Linked DNA regions of Homo sapiens: region 1 is linked to region 2. The links are chromatin contacts, found by Hi-C or POLR2A ChIA-PET in ENCODE. All regions are on one chromosome and are shown on one strand. Each heading gives the region's core, a stretch centred on a gene start or an enhancer-like site at or near the end of the contact. The rest is flanking DNA. Distances are from core to core; before and after follow the strand shown.

Evidence for each region. Hi-C counts contacts between places; a loop is a spot of excess contacts on that map. ChIA-PET counts read pairs that join two places held with the same protein, here RNA polymerase II (POLR2A). Pooled maps may share reads with other maps.
Region 1: a loop to region 2 is called in a map of CD8-positive, alpha-beta T cell, with 11 times the contacts of the local background. The contact joins the promoter of TMEM221 here to the promoter of CCDC194 in region 2. A Hi-C loop is called at or near these places in 11 of 168 maps with a recorded cell type or tissue (CD4-positive, alpha-beta memory T cell, CD8-positive, alpha-beta T cell, HCT116 and 7 more), 3 of 37 single-sample maps with no recorded cell type and 21 of 50 pooled maps. POLR2A ChIA-PET finds 5 or more read pairs at or near these places in 23 of 52 experiments (A549, AG04449, B cell and 16 more).

What each region holds. Positions count from the first base shown.
Region 1 is chr19:17,445,562-17,452,223 of GRCh38, forward strand. TMEM221 (transmembrane protein 221) reads right to left here and starts at 3,107. Exons shown (of 3, transcript NM_001190844.2): 1 at 2,582-3,107. The coding sequence starts at 2,901. RefSeq lists a silencer at 3,121-3,240.
Region 2 is chr19:17,388,147-17,395,564 of GRCh38, forward strand. CCDC194 (coiled-coil domain containing 194) reads right to left here and starts at 6,050. Exons shown (of 4, transcript NM_001395222.1): 1 at 5,689-6,050; 2 at 3,604-3,700; 3 at 3,065-3,197; 4 at 1-2,513. The coding sequence starts at 6,012. The coding sequence ends at 2,363. RefSeq lists silencers at 2,934-3,173, 3,184-3,373.

The DNA.
Region 1 (6,662 bases), core at 1,857-4,356, 54 kb after region 2:
TCATCCATTTATCCACCCATTCACCCATTTGTCCACTCATCCATCCATCCACCCATCCATCCATATGCCCATTCATCCATCCACCCACTTACCCATCCATCCATCCATCCATTTATCCATTCATCCATTCATCCACCCATTCATCCATCTGTCCACTTATCCATCCACCCATCCATCCATCCATACTTCCACTCATCCATCCATCCACTTATCCATCCATCCATTCACTTATCCATCCATCAAACCAGTCATCCATCCACTCATTCATTCATCCATCCACTTATCAATTCATTCATCCATCCACTTATCCATCCATCGGCCCCACCCATTCATCCATCCATACAATCATTTAGATATCCACCATCCACTATCTGATATCTATCCATTTATCTATGCTCCATCCATCCACACATCCATTTTTCCAAGTCAGTGTCCACCATCCATTTACCATTCATATTCATTGATTATTTGACCAGCACTCATATACAGCCTTCCATCCATTTAACCATGTGCTATTCATCCATCCATCCATTCATTTAAACACCCTCTGCTATCCTATCTATCCATCCCTCACCCACCCATCCACTGGTCATCCATCTTCCATTCACTATCCATCCACCCCTCATCCATCCATCCATCCATCTATCCATCCATCCATTCATCCTTCCTTACTTCGATCCATCCACCATCCATTCTCTTTCCCCTATAACCCATCTATATGCATGAGTCCACTCAAACACTCAACACTCAGGATGCAGCTACTATGTGCAGATACTTGCTACACACCTGGCTTCCATTATTTTACAGACTACAAGCTTCTTTGAGAGATGAGGAAACTGAGTTTCACATGCTGTTATTGATGATACAAACCGCGACCCCAAGAGGTGAGACTGATTGAGGAGGAAGTGGAGGCTATAAGAGCTTCCATCCTCACTCAGCTCCCACCAGTATAATGAAAGTGGACGCCTTCCCCATCTTCCTGTCGCCTTCCCTCCTGTCCCCTTTTCAGCACAGTGGCTAGAGGTGGTCATTCAAAACCTAAATCAGATCACCTTCCTCCTTACTCACAACCCTCCTTAGCAGAAGAAATCCCAAAGTCCTATCTCCTCTCTATCCCATCTCTCTGTTTCCTTTCCTTCTCAGCACTCATTACCATCTGCTATTATTATTATTATTAGAGATGAGGTCTCACTATGTTGCCCAAACTAGAGTGCAGTGGTTATTCATAAGCATGATCATGGCTCACTGCAGCCTTGACCTCCTGGGCTCAAGGGATCCTCTTGCCTCAGCCTCTTAAGTGTATGGGACTACAGGCATGCACCACCACACCTAGCTAATTATTATTTTTTCTTTTTGTAGAGGCAAGGTCTTGCTATATTACCCAGGCTGGTCTCAAATTCCTGGCCTCCCAGCACTTTGGGAGGCCAAGGTGGGTGGGTCATTTGAGGTCAGGAGTTCAAGACCAGCCTGGCCAACATGGTGAAACCCCGCCTCTACTAAAAATACAAAAATTAGCTGGGTATGGTGGTGGGCACCTGTAATCCCAGCTACTCGGGAGGCTAAGGTGGGAGAATCGCTTGAACCCAAGAGGTGGAGGCTGCAGTGAACCGAGATAGCGCCACTGCACTCCAGCCTGGGTGACAGAGCAAGACTCTGTCTCAAAAAAAAAAAAAGAAAAAAAAATTCCTGGCCTCAAATGATCCTCCTGCCTCTGCCTCCCAAAGGGCTGGGATTGCAGGTGTGAACCACCATGCCTTGTCCTTGTTATGTTTCCTTATTTTCTGTGACCCCATGAGAGCAGGTCTGGGTCCACTTGGTCCCCGCTGTCTCTGATGCCCTGAGCCAGATCCATTCCCCTGCAGGCAGGCACCCAACAGATGTTTGCTGACCCGTGGGACCCATGCATTTCATTGTCCCTTGGGTGGAAGGTGCATGGTCTGGATAGGATCTACCTCAATGGTGGGAGTTCTCATCTGCTCAATTTCACAGAATTCTGGACTAGAATTTGGGCTCCTCTCCCCCGACATTCTGGAGAGAAACACTACCATGTGGGACAGCGGAGTCCTCAGCTCAAGGAGGGTTCCTCCTTCCACAACCACTGCCCCTGATAGGGGTCCCTCAATGACCACATCCCTGACTGAGTTCAGGTCCCTGAGGAAGGAACTCAATTTCAGACCAGGACACAGGCTCTGGCTGGCTCTACCCAGAACCAAGTTCAAGTCCAGCACTGTCCCGCCTCCCACCCACTTCCAAGCCAGACAGCCTGAGAGCTCAGCCTCCCCTGTTTGAGATCCAGGCAAGCTGATCCTGGACCCTCTTTGAGCCTCAGTTTCCTCATCTGCAAAATGCGAGACACAGCAGTGGTTGCACCTGCTGCAAAATTGAACAAATATAGAATGGAGGGAGGGAAGGAGGGAGGAGGAGAGGAAAGGAGGGAGGCAGAGAGACATGGAGTGGTGGGGAGAGGGAAGTGGGGAGGGAAGCTGTCCCCCCAGCCTGAGGCCAAAAGAGGGGAAGAGGCTCAACCAGGCTCACCCAGCCCCCAGCCGGGCCTCCGAGGCGGTGAGGCCAGTCCTCCTACCTCCTGGGGCCAGGCCCCCGCGCCAGCTCGGCGCCCAGGTGGCCACAGAGCGCGGCGAGCAGCAAGCAGGTGAACCCCAGCACGAGCACCAGCGCGGCCAGCGCGGCGGCCAGCGGCAGCAGCGTCCCGGCCGCGTCCTCTGGCAGCCCGGGGCCGGCGCCCAGCTCCTGGCCCAGCCCCTCGGCGCGCAGCCCCCGCAGCTCGGCGCGGCCCGCCTGCAGCTGAAACAGCAGCTGCGCGCCCAGCGCCGCCAGCACGGCCGCCGCGATGCCCAGCAGGGTCATTGCAGCCAGCACCCGGCCGCCGTAAGAACGGGCCATGGCGGGGGTTCCTGCGGGCCGGGGGAAGAGTTGAGGAATTGAAGTGGTTTTAGAGGGCAGGGGAGTTGGGGGGAATCCGAGGGTCCTCAGGGGGTCCCCGAGGGGGCGGGGCCGCAGGGAGTGTCTGAAAGTTCGGGGACTGGGCTGGGGGTCGCCAGACGGACGGGGGCTCCGGGGTGCTGGTCGCAGCCGGGACGCCGAATCTCCGCGAAAACTTGGGACAAAGTCTTTTCTCCTCCCTCCCGGGGCCCCGCGGGCGCCCCCTCTTGGTCCGCTGGGCCTGGCGGGGCGGGGCCTGGCACCGGGCGCAGGGCGGGGAGGCCCCACTAGGGACTGGATCGCGGGAACCCCACAGCTCGCTAAGTTCAGAAAAGGGCACCACCCCGCCCCCTGCCGCCCTAAGCATCGATTGTATTGTGGTTTAAAACAAGAAAAAGGAGGCCGGGGGCGGTGGCTCTCGCCTGTAATCCCAGCACCTTGGGAGGCCGAGGCGGGCGGATCACAAGGTCAAGAGTTCCAGACCAGCCTGGCCAATATGGTGAAACCCCGTCTCTACTAAAAATACAAAAATTAGCCGGGCGTGGTGGCCGGAGCCTGTAATCCCAGCTACTCGGGAGGCTGATGCAGGAGAATTGCTTGAACCCAGGAGGCGGAGGTTTCAGTGAGCTGAGATTACGCCATTGCACTGCAGCCTGGGCGACAGAGCGAGACTCCGTCTCAAAATTAATTAATTAATTAATTAAAAAATAAAAAATAAAGAGAAAGGAGGCCGGGCGCGGTGGCTCTCGCTTGTAATCTCAGCACTTTAGGAGTCCGAGGTGGGCGGATCACTTGAGGTCAGGAGTTCAAGACCAGCCTGGCCAACATGGTGAAACCCCCGTCTCTACTAAAAAAAAAAAAAAAAAAAAAAATTAGCCCGGCGTAGTGGTGCATGGCCTGTAATCCTAGCTACTCGGGAGGCTGAGGTTGGAGGAATGCTTGAATCAGGGAGGCGGAGGTTGCAGTGAGCCGAGATTGCACCACTGCACACTCCAGCCTGGCTGACAGAGTAAGACTCCATCAAAAAAAAAAAAAAAAAAAAAGAGAGAGAGAGAGAAAGGGCTGGGTGAGGTGGTTCACAACTGTAATCCCAGCACTTTGGGAGGCTGAGGCAGGAGGATGGCTTAAGCCCAGGAGTTTGAGACCAGCCTGGGCAACATAGCCAGACCCCATCTCTACAAAAAATAAGGAAGTCAGCCTGGTGTGGTGGTGCACGCCTGTGGACCCAGCTACTTTCGGGACTGAGACAGGAGGATCGCTTGAGCCCAGGAGGTCGAGGCTGCAGTGAACTGAGATCACGCCACTGCACTCCAGCCTGAGTGACAGAGCGAGGCTGTGTCTCAAAAAAGAAATAACAAAATTTAAAAATTCACTTTTCATTTGATCTCAACCCAGGGACTCTGTCATTGGCTGTGATTTCCCCTCTGCTTACTTCCTTCAAGCCTTTGGGTAACCGTTGCTTCCTCTAGGAGGCTAGGGAGAATCCTGGATCCCTTCCCCAACTGGTCCCCCAAATTATTCGCACAGCACTTTAAAAAAATCGAGATGAAACTTACATAACATAAAATTAATCATTTTATTCAGTGGCATTTAGTGTTGTACAATCATTACCTCTGTCTAGCTCCAGAAGATTTTCATCCCCCCAAAAGGAGACCCCATCCCCATTACCAGCCACTCCCCATTCCCCCTCCTCAAGTGGCTCACAACCATTAATCTACTTCTTGTCTCTGTCGATTTGCCTGTTCTGGACACTTCATATCAATGGAGTCATACAAGAGGTGGCATTCTGGCTTCTCTCACTCTGCATGATGTACTCAAGGTTCATCGAGGTTGTAGCATGGATCAGTGCCTCATTCCTTTTTATGGCTGCGTAATATTCCATAGCGTGTCTGGAACACATTGTGTTCATCCGTTCATCCATTGATGGGTATTTGTGTTGTTGGTTCCTTTTGGTGAAGGTGACTAATGCTGCTATAAACATGTGTGCACAGGTATCTTCTTGAGTCACTGCTGTCAATTCTTGTGGGGCGTGGACTCCTAGGAGTGGAGTTGCTGAGTCACATAGTTACTCTATTTTAACTCTTTGTGGAACCCTCAAACTTTTCCACAGCAGCTGCACCGTTTTCCATTTCCACCAGCAATGTCTGAGGTTTTTAAAAATAATTTTCTGCACATCCTCCCCAACACGTGTTTCCTCCTGCCCTCCTCCTCCTCCTCTTCCTTCTCCTCCTCCTCCTCCCTTCCTTCTCCTCCTCCTCCTTTCTTCCTCCTCCTCGTCTCCTCCTCCTCCTTCTTCTTTTTTTTTTTATCAGGGCCTTGCTCTGTCACCCAGGCTGGATTGCAGTGGTGTGATCATAGCTCATTACAGCCTTGACCTCCTGCTCAAGTGATCTTTCTGCCTCAGCCTCTCCCCAAGTAGCTGGGACCACAGGCAAGCATCAGCATGCCTGGCTAATTTTTAAGTTTTTTTTTTTTTTTCATAGAGATGGGGTCTTGTTATGTTGGTCTGGTCTCAAACTCTTTATACCCAAGTGATTCTCTCACCTCAGTCCCCCTAAATGCTGGGATTACAGGAGTGAGCCACCACACCCAGCCTCCTCCTTCCTCATAATAGCCTTTTTTTTTTTTTTTTTTTTTGAGATGAACTCTCACTCTGTTGCCCAGACTGGAGTGCAGTGGTGAGATCTCGGCTCACTGCAACCTCCACCTCCCGGGTTCAAGCGATTCTTGCACCTCAGCTTCCCAAGTAGCAGGATTACAGGTGCCTACCACCACACTCAGCTAATTTTTGTATTTTTAGTAGAAACAGGGTTTCACCATGTTGGCCAGGCTGGTCTCAAACTCCTGCCTCAAGTGATCCTCCCACCTCGGCCTCCCAGAGTGTTGGAATTACAGGTGTGAGCCACCATACCCAGCCAGTTTTTAAAATTTTTTTGTAGAGATGGGGTCTTGCTATGTTGGTCTTGTCTCAAACTTCTTATGCCCAAGTGATCCTCTCACCTCAGCCTCCTGAAGTGCTGGGGGATTACAGAGTGAGCCACCACACCCAGCCTCCTCCTCCCTGATAATAGTCATTCTGATGCTTATAAAGTAATATCTCATTGTGGTTTTTATTTGCATTTCCCTAATAACTAATGATGTTAAGCATCTTTTCATGGGCTTTTTGGCTGTTCATATATCTTCTTTGGAGAAATGTCTATTCAAATCCTTTCTCTATTTTAAATTAATTAATTAATTTTTTTGTAGCGATGGGGTCTTACTATGTTGTCCAGGCTCATCTGGAACTCTTAAGCTCAACTGATCCACCCACTGGGCCTCCCAAAGTGCTGGGATTACAGGCATGAGCCACTGCGCCTGGACTGGAATCAAGTTTTTTTTTCAGGTTTGAAAATTTTGGGGCCCCTTGAAAAGAGTTTGTGGGCCCTGTGCCCTCAGCCTCGTAGGTAAAATGGCCCCAAGGAAGAGTATGGGGTGAGGGTGACCCTTCACTTCCAGGTGGCCTCCTTCTTTGCTGTGTGACTTTGGGCACATCCCTTAACCTCTCTGGGCCTCTTCATATGTAGCAAGAACCTGTTCCTTCTTTCAATTGATTGATCGATTGATTGATTCATTCACTCATTCATCAGGCCTCAGCCCAACACTCATTCTTTCATCATCATCAGTGTTAGGGTGAATTTTCCATGTTTTCCAGGTAAGGAAAAGTCTCACGTTGAGGGCTCAGC
Region 2 (7,418 bases), core at 4,800-7,299:
AAGTGCTGGGATTACAGGCGTGAGCCACCCCCGGGCTCTTTTTTTCCTTTTTTTTTTTTTTTTTTTTTTTTGAGACAGGATCTCACTCAGTCACCTAGGCTGGAGTGCAGTGGCATGATCATGGCTCACTGCAGCTTCCACCTCCTGGGCTTAAGTGATCTTCCTGCTTCAGCCTCCCAAGTAGCTGGGACCACAGGTGCATGCCACCAAGCCTGGCTACTTTCTTCTCTTTCTTTCTTTTCTTTTTTGTCTTTCTTTTTTCTTTCTTTCTCTTCTTTCTTTTCTTGAAGGGGTTTTGCTCCAGTCACCCTAGCACGATCTTGGCTCACTGCAGCCTCTGCCTCCCAGGCTCAAGTGATCCTCCCACCTCAGTCTCCGAAGTAGATGGGACCACAGGTGCATGCCACCATGCCCAGCTAATATTTTGTATTTTTGGTAGAGAATGGGTTTCACCATGTTGCCCAGGCTGGTCTCAAACACCTGAGCTCAAGTGATCCACCCGCCTCAGCCTCCCAAAGAATTTTGAAACAATTATTTGTAGAGACAGGGTCTCCCTATGTTGCCCAGACTGGTCTTGAACTTCAGGGCTCAAGAGATCCTCCCGCCTTAGCCTCCCAAAGTATTGGGCTTACAGGCATGAACCACTGTGCCCAGCATGATTTTCTTAATAATTTTTTTATAGCTTTAATTTTTCATGTTTAATTTTTGAGACCGGGTCTTGCTCTGTCACTCAGAGGACTGAAGTGCAGTGGTGTGATCATGGCTCACTGCAAACTTGACGTCCTGGGCTCAAGTGATCCTCCCGCCTCAGCCTCCCAAGTAGCTGGGGCTACAGATGCATGTCACCATGCTCAGCTAATTATTGATATTATTTGTAGAGACAGGTTCTTGCTATGGTGCCCAGGCTGGTCTTGAACTCCTGGGCTCAAGTGATCTTCTTGCTGTGGCCTCCCAAAATGTTGGGATTACAGGCGTGAGCCACCACACCTGGCCAGCTTTGAGTTTGGAGGAGTCAAAGTTATGTGTGAATTTTCAACTGCATGGAGAACTGGTGCCCATAACCTTTGTGTTGTTAAGGAGTTGGAGATTAATCCACCAAATTTTCTGTAAGTCTGAAGTTATGCCAAATATAAAGGTTAAATTTAGATAACAAGCTAAAAATGTTTAAAGGTTAGAAAAACAAGAAAACCCACTAATACATTCATGTGAAATTGAGCAATATAAAATTGTCCATATTTCAATGATTTTTGACCCATATAAACAGCTCTTTCTTGTGATTCAACCTACAGATTCTCTTCCTTTTAGTTGTAGCTTTTATTTTTCTTGTGTAATTGCATTGGCTTGTACTCCCAGAAAAAAAACTACTTGACAGTGGACGTCCTCACCTTGGCACTGATTTTGATGTGTTTTTTCCCCCACAATTTATACATTTCCTCATTTGATCTATTAGTATAGCAATTAACAGACTTGGCAATATTGAACCATTGCTCTGTCTCAGGCATAAGTCACCTTTGTTGCAGTGTAGGTTAAAAACATGGGCTGGGAGCGGTGGCTCACACCTGTAATCCCAGCACTTTGGGAGGCCGGGTGGGCGGATCACCTAAGCTCAGGAGTTCGAGACCAGCCTGGCCAACATGGTGTAACCCCGTCTCTACTAAAAATACAAAAATCAGCTGGGCGTAGTGGTGGGGGCCTGTAATCCCAGCTACCTGGGAGGCTGAGGCAGGAGAATTGCTTGAACCTGGGAGGTGAAGGTTGCAGTGAGCCCAAATTGTGCCACTGCACTCCAGCCTGGGCGACAACAGCAAAACTCCATCTCAAAACCAAACCAAAACAAACATGTTACTTGGTTCTTTTTGTTTAAATTCCATCTGGGAGTTTTGTACCCTTCTCACAGGGTTAGGGATTTGCGGTTTTCCTATTGTGCCACCTTTGTCAGCTTTTGTTGTCAAATCAGCTCCCTATCATGAGTCCAATCACCCATTTTACAGATAGGGTAAACTGAAACCCAAAGAGGGAAAGTGACCCTTTCCGGTTTTTCCTGAGCCAGGGCTAGACCTCCAGTCCTCATATCTGTGGGATGACGGCAACATTGTTGTTAGAGGGGACTTCAAATCCCAGCTAAGCACTAGCTCACTGCATGATCACTTGGGCCTCAGTTTCCCTGTCTGTAGAATAAGCACTTTACATGGTGGGGGAGAGAGGGCTGAGGCACCTTTCTGTGCAGTTTCCGTTCAGGACGTCTCCAGGGTCTAAAGCTGAGTGTCGCATCCAGCGTGGGGGTGCCTCTATACACGTCCCCGCAGACCCCCCCCCCATATGTGTCCTCCAGGCCGACGCCCCCTTCCGGCAGGGGGCCGACTCACCCTCGTGCGCGCCGCGCCGGCCGCCGGCAGCCCCCGGAGGGTCCGGAGCGAGAGCGCGAGCGAGGGCTGGGCCGGGGTCGGGACCCCGAGCGGGGACGCGGCCGGGGCACTCTGCGCTGTGGGCTCATCTCGGCTTCCAGGACGTTACTGCCGGGAAGGGGGAAGGGGGCTGTCAGCCTCTGGACCCCTGTCCCCAGACATCGCCAGCCCTCATCCGCCAGAGCGTCCCTTTGCTGGGAACTCCATCCCCAGAGATCCCCATCTCCCAGGGTTTCCCGCTCCCCAGGATCCGGCATCCGTTCTCGACCCCCAGCCATTCCCGGGACGCCTCCCTAGAGACTCCCAGCTACATCCCCAGAAGCTCTGTCCCCCTACCACCAGCCTCTCCCTCGATACTCCCTTTTCCTTGCTCCCTTCTCTTCCGTTCCCCGTCCCTCTCGGGGCTCCCACCGACGCTGGATCCTGGGGACCTAAGTTTCTAGAATGCCCGCCCCAGCCTGGAATCCCAAGAGAGTCCACTCCCTTCTCCATCCTTAGGTTCCAATTCCAGGATCCCCCTATTAAATCAACAATGCCCCCCCCCCACCACAATTCCACGCCCAAAGTAATGATTGGCCGAAAGAATGCAGCCCTGCGCAAGCATTGGTCGCGCCCTCCCCGTCCATCCGACCCCGCCCTCGGGCCAGCCCCTCACTCACAGGCGTTCGCGCAGCGCCGCCTCCCGGGCCGCACAGGCTTCGCCCTCGGCCTCCGCCACGCCTGCGCGCCGCAGAGCCTCGTCCAGCCGCCGCGTAGACTCCGTGGCCGCCGCCTCCCAGCGCGCCAGGGCCTCTGGGGGCGCAGGGAGCCGGGTCAGGCTGGAGACTCCCGCGCCCACCCGCCCCACGCACGCCGGAATCCAAGTTGATAGTCTGCATGCCGTTTGCACGCTTTCCTTTATTTGAATTAAATTAGTGTGTACCATTGCATGGCTTCCACGTGCCATTTGCATAGCTTTTCATAGGTTTGCATTGCTTTCGTGAGTCGTTTACAAGGAGTTTGCATGTTTTGTGGCATTTGCCTTGTTTTTGTGACATTTGCATGGCCTCTGCATGTTGTTTGCATTCTTTTCATAAGTTTTTGCGTTTATATCCGTGTTATTTGCATTACGTTTGCAACTGTGCTTGTTTGGATAACTAGGATTCACCTAGGCTCCTCCCACTTCTATCCCTGCCCACTCCCTTACACCCCAACGCACCTGTCAGCGCCCCGTTCTCGGCCCCCATCTGGGTCCCCTGTGCCTTGGCTTCGTCCATCTCAATCTTCAGTGTCGTTAGTTGGGTCTGAAGCCGGCTCTGAGGAGTGGAGGGGAAGTGGGAGGGGGTGTAGGCAGAGGAGAGGAGGAGTGATTCGGCCTGGCCCTTTTGGGGACAGTGAGAAGCCACCTGCGACCCTGTGTCCTGAGCTTTGTGTGGAATGTCCTTTGGGGCCTTGTAGTTGTAAAATACAGAAGTGGCTTCTGAAGCCTGGGGCACCGAGTGGTGACAGCTGCCTGCCTGGAGGGAGATCTCTGCCCAGGTCCAACGCCACCAACCCTAAGCCACCAGAAAGTGGAGAGTGCTGAGCTCTGCGGTCAGATTCAAGTTCCACTTTCAGCTCCATCTGGGACTAGCTGATGGGATTTCAAACCAACAAAGTTAGCCGGGCGTCGTGGCTCACGCCTGTAATCTCAGCACTTTGGGAGACCGAGGCAGGCGGATCACTTGAGGCCAGGAGTTCGAGACTAGCCTGGCCAACATGGTGAAAACCCATCTCTACTTAAAAAAAAAAAAAAAATAGCAGTGTGTGGTGGTGGGCGCCTGTAATCCCAGCTCCTCAGGAGGCTGAGACAGGAGAATCGCTTGAACCTGGGAGGTGGAGGTTGCAGTGAGCTATTGTGCCACTGCACTCCAGCCTGGACAAAAGAGCATGACTCCGTCTCAGAACAAACAAACCCAGCAACAACAAAAACCAACACAGGGCAATTTGATGGTTGACAATGATTGAATTTTTGGGGTATGTGTCGGTTGCCTGTGTAGGACATTCTGCAAAACGACTGGTTCGGCTTCCTCAGTGCGTCTTACAGCAAGGGGGCAGAGCCAGAACCTGTACTTGGAGTAGGATCCTCTTAACCTCGACTGCCCCAGTCCCTTCTCTTGGTCCAGGGGGCAGAAAAGGGGTAGGGGTTTATTTGGATTTATTTATTTATTTTGAGATGGGGTCTTGCTCTGTCGCCCAGGCGGGAGTGCAGTGGTGGGATCTCAGCTCACTGCAACCTCCGCCTGGGATTACAAGCATGCGCCATCACACCTGGCTAATTTTTGTATTTTTAGTAGAGACGGGTTTTCACCACATTGGCCAGGCTGGTCTCGAACTCTTGACCTCAACTGATACACTCGCCCTGGCTTCCAAAAGTGCTAGGATTACAGGCGTGAGCCACTGCGCCCGGCCCCATTTTGATTTTTAATATTCAGATGCTGCACTACCTCGGCTGGGCTGGGAGGTTGGGGTGGAATGGGGGGTGTGCACAGAGGTATACAGTAGTCACTCCATAAATGGAAATGGCTGGGATTTTAAGGACAGTTCTTTTGGCAGGCTCAGGGCTGGAAAAGGTTAAGAAAAAGTCTGAAGGGTTAGTCAGAGGAAAAGGAGGACCCAGCAGGTACCTCCCCCAAGAGGCCAACTTTAGCCTCCTAATTACAGGTGACATGTATGTCCCTCTCTCAAAATAGGGCTGCTGGAAACTGGCTGGAGTGGGGCTGAGTTGGCACATGGAGGAGGGCCTCCAGTGGTCTGGCGTTTCTCCAGACACCATTTATCTGGCAAATAGCAAAGGACAGTGAGACTTTTTTTTTTTTTTTTTTTTTTTTTTTTTTCAGATGGAGTCTCGCTGTGTCACCCAGGCTGGAGTGCAGTGGCGCGGTCTCAGCTCACTGCAACCTCCACCTTCCGGGTTCAAGCGATTCTCCCGCGTTAGCCTCCTGAGGAGCTGGGATTACAGGCGTTCACCATCACGCCAGGCTAATTTTTGTATTTTTAGTAGAGACAGGGTTTCACCATATTGGCCAGGCTGGTCTCGAACTCCTGACCTCAGGTGATCCACCTTTCTGATCAGAAGGTAGACTCCATGGTGAGCTGACATCTAAGGGTTGGAAGGCATTAGGGCGCTATTCTCAATACCCTCTCAATTCGAGGAACTGGGGAAACCGAGGCACAGGGAGGGAACCCTGGAGTTGTGTGGGCAGGCCGTCTCTTATCTCAACATTCTGGATTCCCGAGCTCCCCCTCTACCCGGCCCACCTACCTGGCGGCCTTCACAGGCCTTTAATGCCTTCTCCAACTCGTGCCGGATACTTTCCGCCTGGTCCAGCTGCCTGGCTAGGGCCTCCTCCCGCTCGGCAGCCTCTGCCAGCCGGCGCCGCAGGTCGTCGACCCCAGGCGGCGGGTCCCCGGGCGGCGCCGTGGCATTGGCCCCTGGCTCCGGGCAGCGAGGTCCCCGAGCAGCCGAGGCGGCCAGATTCCAGGCTACCAGGGCCCCGCCGGCTGCTGCCGCAGCCAGGAACACGGCCACCCCGCACAGGGCGAGCACCCGCCAGGCACGCCCGGGCTCCGGCCCCGGCTCGGCCATGCCGCGGTCCACAGCTCTGGCCCCAGACGGCCACGAATATTTAATTGGCACCTTGGGGCGCCAGGGACACCCACGGTTCCGCCCAGCCTGGCCGTGGCTTCCCAGGCCGTTGGGAGGGGTTGGACCCCCTCCAGGGGCTGGTCCATCCCGTCGAGCCCAAGAAAGGACTAGGGGTTCTGGGTTCCTGCATCCCACGTGCTGCCCTCTGTGCCTCAATTTCCCCCTTTGTGAAATGGGGAGAGTATTAACTCCTGCTTGGTAGGGCTTGGTAGGAATCAAGCTGGCACATCTGTAGGAAGCGCCAAAGACCGCATCTGCAAACGAAGTGCTTGGCTATCATTTGGGGATATGTCGTTTCCAATATTTTTTAATCTTAATTTTGTGTGTTTGTGTCGCCCAAGCTGGAGTGCAATGGCACAATCTTGGCTCACTGAAACCTCCGTCTCTGGTTGAAGCGATTCTCCTGCCTCAGCCTCCTGAGTAGCTGGGATTACAGGCGACTGCCATCACGCCCAGCTAATTTTTATATTTTTAGTAGACACGGGGTTTCACCATGTTGGCCAGGCTGGTCTCGAACTCCTGACCTCAAATGATCTGCCCACCTCGGCTTCCCAAAGTGCTGAGATTACAGGCGTGAGCCCCCGCGCCCGGCTAATTTTAATTTTTTTTGTTTGATTGTTTTTTTGAGACAGGGTCTCGCTATGTTGCCCAGGCTGGTCTTGAACTCCTGGGCTCAAGCGATCCTCCCGCCTTGGTCTCCCAAAGTGCTGGGATTAAAGGCGTGAGCCACCGCATCCGGCCTGTGGTTCCCATTCTGTTGACGGGGTAACCGCATTGGGAGATGGGAGGATACTCCACTGACTTACGGTTGGCAGAGTTTAGGCTGCCACGCCGGCTGTGAAGAGGACCGGAGGGTAGACAACAGGGTGGACCGGCCCCGTCTTCCCGCCTGCTCGCCACTGGGCAGCCAGAGGGCGATCTTACAACGTGATTACAATTGGGCTCTGGCTCCCCTTCCCTCTTAGAATACAACCCGTTCTCCCCTCCCCTTCCTTCCTCCTACTCTCCCTCCTCCCCCTCCTCCCTCCTCTTCCTGTTTCTCCTTCTCTATCTCCCCCTGCCCCTTCTCTCCCTCCTTACACCTTCAAGGACCTGATCACACCTTTAAGGTCATTTTCTTTTCACTCCTTCCTGTAGCCTCCCCAAGGTTCTTCCACCAAGTGCATTCCCATCGCAGGGCCTTTACACCTTCTCCTCCTCTGCCTGGCTAATTGCTGCTCTGCTAACAGGTCCCCTCCTACAGAAAGTCCCCCTCTTCAACACTACCTCCTTTTGATCAGCTCCTAGGGCCCTAACATTAAAAAGGTAATGGCAGGCCGGGCGCAATGGGTCACGTCTGTAATCCC